2 separate regions of the Homo sapiens genome follow, and region 1 is linked to region 2. Evidence: chromatin loops called from intact Hi-C (ENCODE). Cell type or tissue: prostate gland. All regions are shown on one strand.

Region 1 (5,000 bases), 280 kb before region 2:
TTCCAATAAAATTTATTTACAAAAACAGGTTGCCTGCATGTCTGGCCTGCAAGCTGTAGTTTGCTGACCCCTGAATGAGAGGCTTAGTGCTGGAGAAACTTGTACAGATACTACTATCATTCCTATTACAGAGAGAAAGAAGTTGAGGTGGAGGAAAGCTATGTACCTTACCCAAGGAGGACACACAGACAGTAAGAAGATGAACCAGGAGGTTGATAGCAAAGTCTGTATTTTTAACCATTATGCGGTAATGTGTCTGCAGTATGTAGAATATGATATTTATTGTTTAAAAGTATGCCGTATCATTTCATTAATTACTTTCTTCTTTTCAGCTACAAATAATCTCTGAAAATTAAAAATTAAGCCTAACATTGGGAGGCCAAGGCGGGCGGATCACGAGGTCAGGAGTTCGAGACCAGCCTGGCCAACATGGTGAAACCCCGTCTCTACTAAAAATACAAAAAATATCTGGGCTTGGTGGTGGGCATCTGTAATCCCAGCTACTCGGGAGGCTGAGGCAGGAGAATCGTTTGAACCTGGGAGGCGGAGTTGCAGTGAGCCGAGATCGTGCCATTGCACTCCAGCCTGGGTGTCGGGGAGACTCCGTCTCAAAAAAAAAAAAAAAATTAAGCCTACATTATTTTTGTAACAAAAAAAAAAGCTCACTTTTAAAGTCATGGACTTAAATTAGACACAGCGTACCCGATTGTTGACTTCCTTCTCTTTCCTAACAGAATTCCCACTACACTCTCCCGCACCATCAATTCATATGTTTGTGGGAGCTGAGTCTCCTTCTAGTTGTAGCGGGAGGCCTGATTAGTTTAGGGAAATCGTATCCTCCATGTCAGTGACTGGGCACGTGACCCAATTTGAACCAATGAGAAATGGGCATACAACCCAATTCGGGCCAATGAGAAATGGACTTCTGGGAAAGTCCTTCATTGCTTTTAAGTCAGAAGTTCCTGAAGAAATCTTTTTTCTTCCTTCAAGGAATGAATGAGGAAATTGTGGGCTCACATACAACTTAGCAGTCATCTTACACTGATGAGACAACAAGTCTTAAGATGAAGCTATCCTGTCAACAGAGTGGAGAGAGGAGAAGAAAACCATGGTTTAATAAGATTGTTGAGATCCTGGTCTGGCCAACCCTGAATGCTGCTGTTGCTAGAATTCCAGACACACGAGCCAGTGAATGTCCTTATTGTCCAAACCTATTTAAGTTGGTTTTCTGTTACTTGTTGCCAAAAGCAGAATTATCTGAAGAATCCAATCCAGAACAATGCTTTTCCTTTAATAACTGAATATTTTAGGCAATTTTTTTTTAGCAAATAGTTAAAATAATTGCTTCTATACTCCAATCCACTCCATAAAAATACCTGGTATAAGTCTTAATTTCAAACTTTTAGAAGTTAAAACAGAGTGGTAATATGATCTCTGCTTTTCCAGACCACAAGTTTACTGCCTCATATATATCATCTACCAAAAAAAAAATACGAGGTGTTGATAACGAATGAAGGGAGTCAGGACTGTGAAACCAGTCTTCCCTGTCCAGTGAATGAAAGGATTAAGAGTACTTCCAAGCAAGTACATATTTTGCTACATTTAAGGACAAATCCAGCTGGTCTTTGATTTACTAACATCTCCACAGTGACGCAGATATTCTGAAAGATGACCCACTTTCTAGGCATCCAAAGGCCTTGAGAGACTTAAAACCGTATCTTGGATGGAATTCATCCAGGAAAATCTTGGCAACTCCTGCGCCGTGGCGGCCGCCACTATTATTCTTTTACAATAACTTCTAGCTCTATATCTGTGCTGATTTTCTGTTGCCAAAGGGTTACTAAATTTTGCCTGGTCTGAGTCAGACACACAAAAAAACAAAATGCTATACCAGGTTTAAAATTGTTTTTAAAAAATTGCTTTATTACCTCACATACCATTTACATGCACTTTATGATATTTACATGTAATTTATGTACAATAAACTTCAGCAATTCTAAGTGCACACTTTGAAGACTTTTGACAAATATATAGTCTTATAACCACCACCACAACCGTGGTACGGACCCTTTCCATGATCCCCAAAAGTTTCCTTGTGTCTCAGTGAAGTCAGTCCCCTCCCCCCACTCTGGGCTCTGGAAACCCAGATCTGCTTTCTGTCATGACAGTTTTGCTTTTTCTAGAATTTCATAGAAACAGAATCAACAGTGTCTCACTTGGCGTCCCGTTTTGTCATACCTTTTATGCTGTCTAAATGGGGGATGCTGGTTTTGATTTGAAGCAAAGGGAGAAAAGGGTGATGTTCCGGGTAACACTATCTGTTCAGAGGCTTGTTGCCTAGTATCGACACTCTCTATTCATGGGAAAAGGTATCGCTCAAGGTTAAACTGCAGAGGTTAGTTTCCTTGTATTTATTTAATGAGCTGAATTGCTATTTGCCCTATTCATCTCTTTGATTATCTTTTAATTCTGCCAAGACTGTGTTTTCCATCAACAATTATGTACTCCATATTAAAAGAACACTTTATTCGTCTTTCTTTGATTAATTCAGCTCTCTTTGCAATTCTTCCTGGTGAAACATTTCTTCAAGTTGACGTCTTCATTTAAATTGCCAAAGAAGAGAAAGACATTATAAATAACCATCTGTTATAAATATGGTGTTCAGAGCTCCCCACGTGGAGGACTGGTCTCGGGTCAGAAAAAAGACAGTCAGGGTTAGGCCAGACATGTGGTATTCTACTCAGAACATTTTTTTACTAGCATGTTACTTAAACTGTTTGAGCCTTAGTTTTCTCATCAGTAGCAGGAGAATAATAATATTCAAATATATTATTTTAATATTATTATTAAATATTATTCATTTATCAAATCACACCTTATTAGTGTTTTGAAAATTCATTTAAATAACCCATCTGTCTATATAGATACATAGATATGTGTACATATACACAGATACATACAAGTGTGTATATATATACATATATGCACCTATAACACACACACACCTGGCACACAATATGTCATAGTAACAGAGGCTGTCAACATTAATCTTATGTTTTATAACATTTGAGAGTTACTTTATTTTCAGGTGATAATTCACCCAGCACTTTTTCCTTTAGTAATTAGTAGCTAATGCTGTGACACATAAAGGCAGATGCTTTTAAAGGTCCTCAGATAAAGAGAATGGTTGCTCTGCCTTTTTTTTTTTTAAGAAATGGATTTCTTTTTATGTTGAATTTTCTTAAGTATACCAGATGTATTTAATGTTGATTTGGAACTGTGGATCTACCAGGCTTAAGGCAGGATACTTTTTCATGAATGTGCACACTGGCAAATACCACGTACGCAACCTTGCAACTCAAAGTATGACCCACAAGTCAGCAGCGTTGGTCTCCCCTGGGAGCCTGCTGAACAAGCCCCGCCCCAGATCTAGAGAGAGAATCTGCATTTTAACTGCATCCCCAGGAGACTAGCATGAGAAGCACTAAGAGTCAAGGAACAGCAATCCCACCTCATCGGCTCACTCCCATTGTTTACTTCCACCTGGGGCTCTGGGTGCAGAAACGTGAGTCCTCCCAGGTTTAGGAGGGAGAAATACATTTGCCAGCAGGGTTTACCATGGGCAGGGGGAAGGGGATGGTGTTAGTAGCTGCTTGTCTAGCCTTGTGATTTCGTCTGGTTATTCTCAATAGGAGACTTCTTCATCAGTTGCCGTATTTCACAAGGAAAGATGACACCAATAAGAAAGAAAACGTATTTGCTCTTGAGTATAATACTGTGATTTATTCAGTGAATGCATCATCACTAGTTCCCTAAAGGCTCTGCTCTCTAGAAACTTTTCATCTCTAAGAAGTCTGTGTGAATAAAATGTTATTTGAGGTCTTTGGGCTCACCGATTGGGGGAACCAGAAACCACCTTCAAAAGTTAAAGTACCCATTGGTCTTACAGACAAGCATCAGGAACCAGAGGGCCTGGTGGGGCTGGGAGGAAGCTCGGCAGTGACAGCTGAGGTGCTCATGTCCTTCCATCCCACTGCCCAGTGGATAATGAGCTCATTAGTCAGACGAGGACCAGCCCAGAATAGCCAGGAGTAAGCATGTCACATTACAGAGCTGTAGCCAGCTTCTGGGTGGAAATAGCACTATCTGGTACCCATAAAAGAGAATTTGCCAAATTACCTGTAGTACTTCGGCAATTTTTGAAAACCTCCTTATCCTTTAAAACAAGAGTAGATAAAATATTTACCATGCAAGAGCATATACGATGGGGAAATATTTGTATTAAAATTATCACAAATGTTTGATGTTTATTAAAGTAGTTAAAAATAAATCCCAGTCCTCTGGACCAATGCTGTCCAGTAAGAATATAATGTGAGCCACACGAGTACATTTACATTTTCTAGTGGCCACATTAAAAAACATAAAGAGAAACAGGGGAAATTAATTTATAATACTTTTCATTTAATCCAATAGATCCAAAACATGATCATTTCAAGGTGTAACCAATATGAAATTATTCATGAGGCGTTCCATACTCTTTGCTTCCTATTAAATCTTTGAAATCCATTGTACAGTTTACTTGATAGCACATCTCAGTTCAGACTTGCCACATCTCATGTGTTTGACTGCACATGAGGCTAGGAGCTACCGTGCTGCACTGAGCGAGTCTGGTCACCTGCAGCCCAGGTGGCTCTTTCTTTGAGACACTGCATGGAGAAGATATTTTATTCCATTAGTTTGAGTTGGCCTGAAAGAGTGCCCCAGTCCCCCACCTCCTAGATGACTGGGCATGCTGCCCAGAACAGCAAATGGGCCTCTATCTATGCAGTCCCAGGAGGGACCCAGAGGGCAGCCTCAGTATTGGCAAAGGTGAACGGATTGCAGCTGTGGGTCACATGTTGGAACATTTCTTCATTTCTTAAAAGCAAAGCTGAGAGCGTTTTATTTTTATTTTTTGTTTGTGTGTGTGGGTGGGGGGGTGGGGAAGGGAGCCTGTTGAC
Region 2 (5,000 bases):
AATTCACTGGATTCGCGCGTGATGGCTAACATCTGTAATCCTAGCACTTTGGGAGTCAGAGGCAGGCAGATCTTCTAAGGTCAGGAGTTCGAGAACAGCTTGACCAACCCCATCTCTCCTAAAAATACCAAAATTAGCTGGGCGTGGTGGTGGACGCCTGTAATCCCAGCTACTCAGGAGGCTGAGGCAGGAGAATCACTTGAAGTGGGGAGGCAGGGGTTGCAGTGAGCCGAGATCATGCCACTGCACTCCAGCCTGTCTCAAAAAAACAATAATAAAAATCACTGGATTGCACTTTATTTTCTTGAGGTCACTGCAGGCATTGACTGTCTTCATCAAATGATAACAATTTGTTCTTCTTATATAGGTGACAAACTTTCAGCCTGGCTACTTGGTGACTCTTTCTCTATCTTTAAAGTATAGTAACCAAATAAAAATATGTCCTAATAATTGTTCACTGGGTCAGTTTTTTCTGTTACATGTGTCCCTTTAATTTATAGATTCAAGCATTCTTTTATTTTCAGATGTATTCCCGAAGTATATTTATTGCGTATGTGTGTGGGCAGGGGGTGTATATATATATATCTTTTTTTTTTTTAACCAAAAAGTTTACGGACTATATACATACATACATGCATAGAACCTTTGAAACTCTACTTATTTCTTATTTCTTTTTTTTTTTTTTTCTTCTTCTTTTTTGAGACAAAGTCTCCCTGCCCGGGCTGGAGTGCAGTGGCTCGATCTTGTCTCACTGCAACCTCCACCTCCTGGGTTCAAGTGATTCTCCTGCCTCACCCTGCTGAGTAGCTTGGACTATAGGCATGCACTACCATGCCCAGTTAATTTTTGTAATTTTAGTAGAGACAGGGTTTCACCATGTTGGCCAGGCTGGTCTCGAACTCCTGGCTTCAAGTGATCTGCCCACCTCAGCCTCCCAAAGTGAGGGATTACAGGCGTTAGCCACCATGCCTGGATTAAACTCTGCTTATTTCTTATTTCCATTTTACTTTGCAACTCTTAGTCCTGTCTTGCCTTTCCCTCACTGAATCTATTCTCCTTTGCATTGTGTTCAAATTGGTTTTTCATTTCTCAAATGCAAGAATTTCTCCACTTCTTAATTTTTCTTTTTCGTTTCTTTCTTAAGACAGCTTCAGTGTCTTCTATTGTCTTGCCAGATATTCTCTCTAGAACTATACCTCTGCTTTAAAGTCTTATTTTTATAGAGATGACTGATTTATTAATACTTTACATTTTGGTAGTATATGTAGTTAGAACTTTGATCTATGTTGTTACAGCATTTTTCTGGTACATGTTCTTCATTTGCCTTTTGCTTTTTCTGCTCCTTTCCCCCTTTATCTCATGATATGTTTGTGTACCTCCTGAATGAATTACTTTTTTGTTTATTACTCATCTTTTCATACTGTTATTTCTTCCTCTATCAGCCATTTCTAGAAGGGTTTGTGGGGAAGCAGCCAGGCCATGTTCTGGGCTAGTAGAAATTCTTTCTTTGATCAGGGTTGTATATGATTAGATTTTTTTGGCTCACTTATTCCTGATCTACAGGGGCTGATGGTGTGGAGCTAGTCTCTTCCACCCGCCTCTCAGTAACTGCTGTCTGAAAGTTCCTGCATATCTTCTTTTACAGCCTTGCCCTCCCTGCTTCACCTTCAGCCATACAACATCCAGGGAAGGGAGCTTCCACCTCCAGCCCATGCACCCATCATTCTGTTTCTCCAAACAAGGGACCATGGATCACACCCTTCAAGTCACGCTGTCTACTTTGGAAAGCTGCTGGCCTCGCCTACGATTTGCTGTCACAGGGGTCCTTTCCTGGAATCTTCTCGGACTCCCTTAGACCTCACACACTAGGCAGCCCTTCCTCTTGTAGATTGTCTTTTCATGTTATCACAGTTTCAAACACATTTGCATTATCCCTCATTCTTCTAATAGCTTTTGTGTGATTTCCAAGAGGTGCAAGAAAAGACACAGTTATTTTTTACTATTTTTAAAAAATTATTGTTAAAAGGAAAAAAATGGCAAGCACACAGAAGCTAGAAGAAGTAGGGAACTAGGCCCCTTATTTAAAATTCAGATGTTTGCGGTACTTCATTCATTGAGTCATTCTACAGCATGTAGTGAGTCTGGCTGTGGAAGAGTTCTGTGAGGTACAGAGAAGTATGACATGACATGTGGTTTCTGTTTTCAAGGAGCTCATGAGAAGGTGAGGAGATAAAAATGGAAAGATCATTTTCAAAACAAGGCAGTGGGTATTAATGCCAAATGAATGTTCTTACAACACGTGCTGCACAAAGTGAAGAGGAGCAGAGCAGTCCAACTCTGAAACTGCCTGGAACGGAGGCAGGGTCAGAATGGTTTACATAGAGACTGTCTAAACTTGGAGTGCTTATAAAGTAATAAAGTCACAGAAATTATTCCTTCTCTGCAAATTAAATTTGATTCAATTGATTAGAAATATTGGAACTTGAATGACTGCCTTACCTTGTGTGTGTGCGCGTGTGTACATAAGAAGTTGAGAGTTTTTTCTGAACATCTAGCTTCCCTCCCTAGTGAATGAGAATGATTCTCCCACCAGCTCTCTGAGCAGTGGTCGAGGGCTCCTCGGGGATGGGTTGCTTGGCCTTTCTCCCTAGAGAACTACACACTCAGTACCTTTCACAGTTTACATTTTGAGTCAGTCCCCTTGGCCCAGTGGCCATGACAATGGAATTGTTTGGCCTGGCTATTTTAGACTCTGGGCTCAGAACTGCCAAATATAGAAGGTTTTCTTTTTAATATGCCTTCATCTCCTGTACTCAGTCCCAGTAACTTTTTACCAATGAGAGTCTCAGACATGGCCTGTTAATAAAGGATTAGTCAGGAAAGAGTGAATCAAGGCCATCCTGGTGCCTTCTGGCTTTACTGAAGGGCTCAGAGCACTGCGCATGTATAAGATGAGATTAGGGAGCTGGGGTATTTCCTAGAAACTACTGGTATGATGACATAAGGAGAAGAAACAATGTATACAGAGGAAAAAGAGTTTAAGTAACATACGGAATTTCTAACAAACTAGAATTTCTTAGAACTTTAAGTAAAGTGTTTACTTTTACAATTAAAATAATCTTCATTTAAAACTAAGTCTTCCAAGATACAGAAGGCAATTAAGTACAGACAAAGATACTCAACATTATCAGTAATTAGGAAAAGTCAAGTCACAATAATACCATTACCTACCAAAATGACTTTTAGAAAGCTGACACCAGACCAGGTGTGGTGGCTCACACCTGTAATCCCAACATTTTGGGAGGCCAAGGAGGGCAGATCATCTGAGGTCAGGAGTTCAAGACCAGCCTGGCCAACATGGTGAAACCCTGTCTCTACTAAAAGTACAAAAAATTAGCCAGGCGCAGTGGTGCACGCCTGTAGTCCCAGCTACTCAAAAGGCTGAGTCAAGAGAATCGTTTGAACCTGGGAGGCAGAGGTTGCAGTGAGCCGAGATCACGCCACTGCACTCCAGCCTGGGCAACAAGAGTGAAACTCCATCTCAAAAAAAAAAAAAGCTGACAACACCAAACACTGATGAGAATGTGGAACGACAGGATTCCTCAAACATGGCTGGTGGGAACGCAAGATGGCACAGCCACTTCGGAAAACGGTCTGACAGTCTGACAGTTTCTCATAGAATTAAACACACACTTACCATATGACCTAACAATCCCACTCCTGAGTTTTTAACCCAACGTAAATGAAAACATGTATCCACTCAAAGGCCTGTACCCAAATGTCTATAGCATCTGCATCAGAATCCCTCTGAAGGAAGCCGTTCAAATGTCCCTCAAGTGGTGAATAGCTAAACAGTGTATGAATTGTGGCACACTGACATTCACATGCTGGAGTACTATACAGCAACAACAAGCAAAACACTGATACATCCAACAAGTGGGTGAGTTTCATCATGCTAAGTGAAGGAAGCCAAACACAAAAGGTGACGTGCCCTATTATTACATTTACAGCTCATTCTGGAAAAGCTAAAACTGCATGGTCTGGAGGTGAGAAGAAAAGGGTATTAACTGCAAAGAGACATGAAGAACCTTTTGGGGGTGATGGAAATATTCTCTATTTTCATCATGGCAGTGGCTAAATGACTATATATACGTGTGTGTGAGTGTATGTGTGTGTGTGTGTCGTCAAACTAATCTAACTGCATGTTAGAAGCAGTGAATTTTACTCTGTCAATTGTACCTCAATAAACTTGATTAAAAAAAAAAAAGTTCTTCAGCACCAAAAGAAAAGGCAACAAAAGTAAAAAGAGATAAATTAGACTACATCACAATCAAAAACTTCTGTGCATCAAAGGTCACAATCAACAGAATGAAAAGGTAACCTATGGAATGGGCTGAAATATTTGCAGATTTTGTACCTGATAAAGAGTTAATCTCCAGATTATATAAACCATTGCTACAACTCAAGAACAACAAAACCAGTTCAAAAATGGGGAAAGGACTTGAGTAGACATTTCTCCAAAGAAAATACACAAATAGCCAACAAGCACATGAAAAGATGATCAACATAATTAATCATCAGAGAAATCAAAACCACAATGAGATAACACTTCAAACCCATTAGGATGGCTACTATCAAAAAGACCAACAGAAATTAACAAGTGTTGGCAAGGATGTGGAGGAATTGGAACCTTTGTGAACTGTTGGTGGGAATGTAAAATAGTGTAGCCGTTATGGAAAAAAAATACAGCCGTTCCTTCAAAAAACTAATAATAGAATTAGATTATGATCCAGTAATTCCACTTTTGGATATTCCACCCCAAAGAATTGAAAGATATCTTGAAGAGATATTTGTACATTCATGTCCATAGCAGTATTATTCACAATAGCCAAGAAGTGGAGCATCCCAAGTGTCCATTGACAGATGAATGGATAAACAAAATGTGGTATATATGTACAATGGAATATTACTCAGCCTTTAAAAAGAAGACAATTTTGGCA

Evidence for each region. A loop is a pair of places that touch in the nucleus more often than their neighbours do. Peaks named below come from ENCODE experiments on the same cell type or tissue, not always from the same donor. Only the 100,000 strongest peaks of a DNase experiment are listed, where the experiment ranks them.
Region 1: it touches region 2 in a loop (7-fold over the local background); 6 of 110 quality-filtered maps call a loop at or near these places.

Annotation. Positions count from the first base shown.
Region 1 is chr6:160,428,059-160,433,058 of GRCh38, reverse strand. All of the region lies in intron 5 of SLC22A3 (solute carrier family 22 member 3), which reads right to left. Among named protein-coding and RNA genes, the nearest start is that of SLC22A3, 82 kb to the right of the region's middle. In prostate gland, no CTCF peak of the experiment used is centred here; a DNase peak (open chromatin) is centred at 4,774; H3K27ac peaks cover 1,871 bases.
Region 2 is chr6:160,144,616-160,149,615 of GRCh38, reverse strand. All of the region lies in intron 8 of SLC22A1 (solute carrier family 22 member 1), which reads right to left. Among named protein-coding and RNA genes, the nearest start is that of SLC22A1, 25 kb to the right of the region's middle. In prostate gland, no CTCF peak of the experiment used is centred here; no DNase peak of the experiment used is centred here; H3K27ac peaks cover 3,180 bases.